Regions from separate parts of the Mus musculus genome. Here region 1 is linked to region 2. Evidence: chromatin loops called from intact Hi-C (ENCODE). Cell type or tissue: left cerebral cortex. All regions are shown on one strand.

What was found. Hi-C counts contacts between places; a loop is a spot of excess contacts. Peaks named below come from ENCODE experiments on the same cell type or tissue, not always from the same donor. Only the 100,000 strongest peaks of a DNase experiment are listed, where the experiment ranks them.
Region 1: it touches region 2 in a loop (2.8-fold over the local background); 1 of 42 quality-filtered maps calls a loop at or near these places.

The regions. Positions count from the first base shown.
Region 1 is chr11:70,000,130-70,004,129 of GRCm38, reverse strand. It overlaps Dvl2 (dishevelled segment polarity protein 2), which reads right to left and starts at 3,538. Exons shown (of 15, transcript NM_007888.4): 1 at 3,104-3,538. The coding sequence starts at 3,297. In left cerebral cortex, a CTCF peak has its summit at 2,061 (motif pointing left); DNase peaks (open chromatin) are centred at 2,056 and 3,514; H3K4me3 peaks cover 1,387 bases; H3K27ac peaks cover 1,177 bases.
Region 2 is chr11:70,210,694-70,214,693 of GRCm38, reverse strand. Slc16a11 (solute carrier family 16 (monocarboxylic acid transporters), member 11) reads right to left here and starts at 784. Exons shown (of 5, transcript NM_153081.3): 1 at 430-784; 2 at 1-192. The coding sequence starts at 183. In left cerebral cortex, a CTCF peak has its summit at 1,558 (motif pointing right); DNase peaks (open chromatin) are centred at 789, 1,579, 1,988, 3,862 and 1 more place; H3K4me3 peaks cover 1,055 bases; H3K27ac peaks cover 1,338 bases.

The DNA.
Region 1 (4,000 bases), 210 kb after region 2:
ACTCTGCCTCTCCATCCTGGTATTAAAGGCATATGTCACCAAACTTGGCTATGCCACTCAGCCAGCATGCATCACCATGCCCAGCTCCTCTGCTTTCACAGTGAAGTAACTTGCTTTTATACACAAATAAATAAATAAAAATTCTAGACTCTCTCATTTACCACTACCCCAACTCATCCTTAGAGGCACAATGCCACTCCAAAGACTTCTTCCCATTTGATCCAAACCTCAAAGTACCACTCCAAAGTCCCTTTGGGACAGTTCCCACAACTGCTCCAAATATCTAATTTAAGAGCCTGGCTGGCCGCCTAACCATCTCTGTCCTACACATCTGTCCCATAAAAGCCTCTGGTCCTCACGGAACCTGCTGCCTTTGAGTTCTCTCTAATTCACAAGCAGAGCCACCCAAATGTGTGGCTTTTCTGGGTAAAAAATCACCCTTACATGCAACAATAACAGTCCACGTGTGGAACGCTCCCATGGAGCGAGGAAGCTGGGCTTCCCAATTCCGGGCCACCTCACCTCACTAAGCAATCTGCTCGGTCTGAAAAATCCCAAAGCCCAGCCTCCCACAGGTTCCTGTAGTGGACTAGACCTGTTCCTTCCTTCTCATACCCACAAGAAATCATTAGTACCTATTAGATTCAACACATGTCCTGGGTGTGTGGCACAAGCCCTCACCTTTGTAAGCAAATCCATGTAGACAAACTATGAGCCATGAGCCATTCTTTCCCACACATAACACCCTCACCCTCAAATCAGAGCTTCTTCGGGGTGGGGATGGGGGCTAAAGAATTGGCTCAGTGGTTCAGAACACTCGTTCTCGCAGAAGACCCAGGTTTAGTTCCCAGAATCCACCTAGTGGCTCACAACTATCCATAGTTCGAGTCCCAAGGGATCTGACTTGTCTCAGCCAAGCTTTCCAGGCACCAAGCAGGCACACTGTGTGCACAGATTTGTCTGTGTGATTAGTTCTAGCCTAACGTACTCTGGGGGCTTGGGGATAGGCCTCACGAATACATTTGCTATCAAGACGGCACACGAGCTACTCAACATTAACCAACTCTTCCCAACAGAACCCCACCGGACATGGCCCAGTCTCCTCCAAAGCAAGCAGTTCTGTATCGTGTAATGTAGTCTATGAACTAGTTAGCTTCCATACTAAATGAAAATTACCAGTCACCAAGAATGTACCATGTGCCATGCACCGAAATTAAGCATTTTACACTATGATTATCACCATGCCACAGATGAAGAAATCAAAGCACAAAAGCTAAATAAATTGCCCAAAATTATAATGCAAAAAGAACAACCTTGATATAAACCCAAGACCAACTCCCTAGGCAGCATCACCTTCTCCACATCGAACAACTGTTAACAAGGGTCCAGCCTGTTCAGGGAGCCGAGGGGGATGTGCTCCCACCACAGGGACTTTCACAGGTAAGAAGTCTCTCCCCAACCCAGGTGGTAGGTCACCTTCCTGTCCCCAGGACCCTGCTATCCCTGCTTGTCAACTCAGGACATCATAGCCTAACACAGTCTGAGCTTGGGGACACAGAAGGCTCAGTCCCAATCTCTACAACAACAAGAAACTGCCTTAAATTATAGTCTCAGTCCAGCACAGGGTCACCCAGCATGTCACAAATCACCCCAGAACTCCATAGCCCCCAGCGTCCCCACACAAGCAGCCCTTTGCACCATACTGATTACAGTACCCCATTCTGCTATGATGTAGCAGTACCACTACCCCATTTGTTCCCACTTGTCCCTGTCTTGTAACTTGTAAAAAGCCCAGGTCTGGGCCAGGCATCCTGACTGCCACACGTTATCTAGTTCCAGCACTATGGATGCAGGTGTAGAGGCAGGGCTGCTACAAGTTCAAGGCAAGCCTGTTCTATATTGTGTTCTAGGTAGCTTCAGTAACAGAAGGAAGTTCTTGGCTCAGCAGCAGACTGACTGGCTCTGGAGAAGACTGGAGTTCAAGTCCCAGCACACACATAGTGGCTGGCAGATGCTAACTCCAGTTCTAGGAGATCCCATGCCATCTACTGGATTCATTGGGCACTGCATGCTTGTGGTACACACTATGCATGCAGAACACCCAAACACATAAAGTAGCTTTTGTTTGTTTTATGACAAGGTTTCTCTGTGCAGCCCTAGCTGTCCTGGCACTGGCTCTGTAGACCAGGCTAGCCTTGAACTCAGAAAACTGCCTGCCTCTGTCTCCCAAGTGCTCAGATTAAAGATGTGCACCACCACTGCCCAACACATAAAATATCTTTAAAAAAAAAAAAAAAGCAAAAAAATCCTCCAACTCTCTTCAGCCCCCAGGGGGTATCGGGGTAGCGGGGAGAGGAGGTTCTGGCCCTAAGAGGAAATAAGAACTCAGAAAAGTTCAGAATGGTACATGCTTTGCCAGGAAAGTCTACTTCAAAACAGCCTAATATATCCCAATAGATCTCGCTGCAATATTACAGACTCTACCATCCCAAAATAATACTATGGAACCTGATTAATAAGCCAGAATAGCCTAATTGTCTCACTATAGCCCGGTCTACATAAAAACACTGCATGCCCAGCATATTGGCTCACACCTGTTTATTTCAGCTCTGGGGGCTAAGGCAGGAACTCCATGGGTTCGAAGCCAGCCTAGGATACAAGGAATAAAGCCCTACCTCCAAACAAAAGAACAAATCAAAACAGGCAAACAAAATTACAGACTATCTCTATCTAACTCGCGTGCAGACGTCTGAGAGCGAGCATCCCAGCTCACCAAAAGATAGATGGCTCTAATCTCCGCACAGCCTAGCATAACCTCAAGCATCACTTCTTTGCCTTTTGGCTAAAATCATGGAGAGAGAATGGCCAAACAAACCAGTGTTCCCCATTCCTCCAACCTAATTTTCTCGCCATCCAGCCCTTTCTTCTATGTGTCCAAATATAACCTTGTCCGTCTTGGGATGGGCTTTCTACCTTAGCACAGTACAATATGCTATGCTCCACTACAGGCCAGAAACAGTCCAAGGTAGACCGGTCTCCCTCAATATCGCCCAATCCACTCTAGCATACCCACCGTCCTTCCCAGTCTAGGCCTCGCGCTTACCCAAAATCCTGATCCATGGACTTGAAAAAGTACTTGGCGCCCGCGGGCCGCTGCAAAACGCTCTTGAAATCGCCGAGCGTGATGCGCTCCGCCGGGACAGGGATCTTCACCAGGTAAGGAGTCTCTTCTTCATCCAGATGGTAAATCACCTTCGTCTCGCCTACACCACCGCCCCCCGCGCTGCTGCCCGCCATGGTCTCGCTCGCGCGCTCCCGGGCTCAGCCGCCCACCCAACAGGACTAAGCGCCCCCGCCGCGCCTGCGCACACCCGCAAACTGACGCGCTAGCGCCAACAGCGCAGGGCCAGTGCGGAAGACGTGCCCAAGGAGGATGGCGGGGACCAGCGGGCTGATCGGGAAGAGCTGTGTGGCGAGACTCAAAACCTAGACCGCACAGTCGAGGGCCACTAGCTCCACGGACGTCGCGAGCAGCACCGAGGTCCCCGCCCACCTCTCCCCATGCCACGTGACCCAAGCCCGCCCACTTTGCGCAGCCGACTGTGCTTCACGTGACTTCCTTGAGTCACGTTACTACAAGCTCCACCTAGACACTCACGTGACCACTGCCTTGAGCAACGGTCTTCAGCCCTAGACGACTCCGCCCCCAAACGTGTACAACCCGCCCCCCCCCCTCCCAAGTACCTTAGCAAGCTTCTACTCTTGGAATGCTGGCAACTGGCCCCCACTTTGCCTTACCCATCTGAGGTTCAAGGCACCTCAATAGCAACTATAAGAGGGGCGGGGATATGGGCTGATGAGTGAGAATTGTAACCTGGGACCCTTAGGGCAGTACTCCTACTAGACTGTACTTGGGATGAGAAAGCCGAAATAGTCTTCAGAGATGTCTGAGGGGCATTAGACAGTGCCCAAGCCAGATTTGGCCCCTAAACTTCCCATC
Region 2 (4,000 bases):
CAAGGCCAGGGCGCTGACCCACGCAGTGTCCTGGGCGCTTCGTTCAAAGTGCTCCGCGAGGTCGGGGAGGGCAAGGCCCAGGGAGCGTAAGAGCCCGTAGGAGAGCCCGTTCACGGCGAATGCTGCGGCCGCCACCACCCAGCCCCAGCCCCCGTCCGGGGGTCCGGCCGGCTTGGGGGTCATCGCCGTCTGCTGGGGTGGGGAAACACCTGTGAATGAAGTCTCCACGCCTGGGCCTCCGCTAGGGAGCTGACGTCCCTGAGATCCAGCCTCGGGCTGCTCGCCCAGGGAGGGCACGTCGCCCGGAGCATGGGCGCGGGAACCAGGCCTAGGGATAGAAGTCCTAGGTGCGCGTGAGGTCCTGGGATGGAGGGGCAGCAGGATCCCCCAGGCCAGGGGCTCATCCTTCCCAAACCCTCTTTCTCTTACCCGACCTCTCCCGGCGTTGGGGGTAGGGAAAGGGCGAAGGTGGGTTCGGCCGGATTTTCTCCGCGCTTTCCGCAGAAAGGGTTCTGCGGAGCAGCTAGCCAGCACAGAGATGGAGCCCAACTTGGACCGCTCTCTCCAGTAAACAGAGATCACCACAGGGGCCCAAGCCACCTGGGACACGGGGTGGGGGTGGGGGTGAATACCGAGGGCGGGGGAAAGAGAGACAGCCAATCCACCCAGGCCTGGCTAAGGCCTGACGCCGAGTCCCACGAGGATTGAATTATCCACACACGAGCCCCAGCCCTGGTTGGGGAACCGCGAGGAGTGAGCGTACCTGGTGGCCGCGCCCCGCCTCTCCCCGCGCCTCTCACGCCGCGGGGCTCACACCCACGCACCTGCTGCGCACGCAAGAAGAGCCCGGTTGCACTCTTCGCCCGGCCAACTGCCCACGCATGAAAATAGCAGTGGTCTCCAAAACCTAAATGAGTTCTTGGATTCTCGGATTTGTTGTTGAGGATCCTGTAAAGCTCCAACATCAAATCACTCAAATCACTGGCCTCCAATGGACAACACCAGCATGCCCTCACTAGAAAGGAAGGCGAGTTCTCGGTACCAAGACCTGTGATGTTCCAGGCAGTCTTTACATACTTGGCCATTTCATCCTTACAATATCCCTATGAAGATGGCACTATCCCCATTTTACAAATGTAATAGCTGACCCCTAACCCACCCCAAAGCGTTCAGCTAAAAAAAAAAAAAAAATTGAACTTAGGTTTATACTATCGTGGGAGGATACAGGGAGAACAGACCTAGGAGTGACACAGAGATTGGGGACAGTTGAGGGAAAGAGCTTGGAGAGACAGATTGATGTGAACTGTAGTGGAAAGGACAGAATTCATGCAGAGCCACAGTGTGAGGGTGGCTGGGAATAGCTGAAAGGCTTGGGCAAGATTTTTTTTTTTTTAAGGAAGAATTCAGAGAAATAAACCCAGGTGTTTTTCTTGAAGATTTTAACGAGCAACCTTCTTTAGCAGTCACTATTGCTTTACTTCCGCCATTTGATTCATTTGGTTTAATCATTAAACAATGCCATTGAAATTTCAGCGATTTGCAGGTTGGAGCTTATATCAACCCGTAGCCACGGGATGGCGGTGTTTCCTAATTGATGAGAAAGTATCAGCCTAGAAAGGGAAGAAACGTAGCTGAGAAGTCGTGAAACTGGAAGACTAAAGAGAGTAGACAGACTTTCAGAAGCACATCACTGTGTTTGGGGAAGGCCTCACAACCATTAAAGGAGAGCCAGGCTACCTTCCCATCCCACACTCCCACCCCAGGGAATCAGCGTCCTCCCTCCTCAGTAAGTCTACCCTTTTCTCAGTTCTGGGTTTTCACATAAATGGTTTTTCTGCTGAAATGTCCTAGAACAGAAGACCATGAAGGTGTGAGGCCCTGCCACAGACACCTTAGGAAAGTGGCCTCACTGCATTCACCAGCCAGGAGCTGTCTGTGAAAGCCACCGGAGTGGTGGCGCCTGCAGGTACTCAGCCACCAAGGAGGCAGGGAACAGCTGGCTGGTTTCTTGAGAAGGCCAGTAAGAAGTCTGCTCTCTGTAAGTGGAACCCGGCCAGCCCAAAGGAATGGCTCTCTCCGTGATGAAATAGAAATACAGCCAGAGAGGAGACTATTTCTGGGTTGTACCAAATAATGCTGTGTACTTTGGCAGAATGCAAAATCCGGAGCCTAGGGTGATTGGTTGTGAAAGGGCATGTTCCTCGTCTTCCTCATGCTCATAGCCAGAGCCAATGTGTGTTGTCCATGGAGTTAATGAACATTGGAAAAGTGGACCCCCTACCTAGAACCCCAAGAAGACTTACTAAGCTTGACTCTCGCTTCGCTATCTGAGTGCAAACGAGGATCTGCTTCCTTGTTTTTCAAATGGTTATAATAACAGTTACCTGATAGGGTTGTTGTAAGGATTAAATTCGTCATGGCGTATGCATGTGAAAGTAAGAGACTTAGAGCAGTGTCTGAATAGGATCCGTAACAGCCCTCACGGGCACCACCGTAGCCCAGGGCAACTGGACAAGGCTCTATCTACAGCACTGCCTCCCTTTGCCAAGTGGCCACTTCAGACTCAAAACCAAGTTAGTAAACTCAAGGTCAAGGAACCACACCAATCCTGTGAGTTTTTTTTTAGAATCACATGGGTTATAAAGTATGAATGCTTTTTGAAACATTAAATGGAGTTTTCTTTTTTGGGGGGTGGGGGTGGGAAGGATGAGGCTCCTGAAGCCCAGGCTGACCCAAGTTCACTGTGTAGCTCCTGAAGCCCAGGCTGACCCAAGTTCACTGTGTAGCTCCTGAAGCCCAGGCTGACCCAAGTTCACTGTGTAGCTAAGGATGACTTTGAACTTATGCTGCCTCCCAGGTGCTGGGGTTAAAGGTAATCAATCGCCTTGCATCAGCATGTAATCCCACCTCTGGCCTTTTCTCCTTCCAAGCTAAATGTACAACCATGTGAGCTGTCAGAAGTTCTTTCTGTCTTCTTTTTTTTTTTTTTTTTTTTTTTGTTTTGTTTTGTTTTGTTTTTCCGAGACAGGGTTTTTCTGTAGCCCTGGCTGTCCTGGAACTCACTCTGTAGACCAGGCTGGCCTCGAACTCAGAAATCCGCCTGCCTCTGCCTCCCAAGTGCTGGGATTAAAGGCGTGCGCCACCACGCCCGGCTCTCTTTCTGTCTTCTAAGAAGGTGTCCCTTTACCTATGCCCTTTAAGGCTCCGAGTCCCAGACAGAGACTGGACTGCGGCCGCTGTCCACTTTCAGGTGGTGTTCAGCCTGCAGAGCATCTGTAAACAAGGGTCTAGTCTTGTCTTCCTCAGTCAGCAAACCGTAAGGCACACCCCATGAAGCTGTAGGTGTGTATGTGCTCGGGGACAGAAAGCATTGTGAAAGGAGTAGGATCGAGGGGCATTTGAGCAACTTCATGTCACTTGGTTGTGCCTCAGGACCTGCTCCAGCCCAAACACATCCATACCATTTCCATTCCATAATGGATTGCAGCTGCGCATGTCCAGCTTTATGGCTTGGTGGGTCAGACGACACCCAGCTCATGATGGACAGCTCACGTCGCATGGTAATCTGGTTAATCCGTCATCAAGTGCCAAATGTTTAGTTTCCACTAAGGCCCAGTAGCAGGCCAATGGCTGTCTGCAGATGATGGAGAGCCATGCCTTCACTGTGATTCACCCCCAGGAGTCTGACAGAGACTCCGAACAGCATCTCTATCTGCCACCAATACCTCAAGTACCATCAAGTCTACTGCATTTCATGGTTCAAGTGGTAGAGCAGCCTGGACCTGCTGAAGAGACTTCTCCTGTTCCAGATTCCACACAAAACTAGCAGCTTTCTGAGTCACTCAGTATGGGCTGGTGTAACACACCCAAGTGAGGAATGTGCTGTCTCCAGGAACCAAATAGATCCACTAAACATTATACTTCTTACTTGGTAGTAGGAGGGGCCAAATACAAAAATTTATCCTTCGCCTTAGAAGGAATATCTCTGCATGCCTCACAC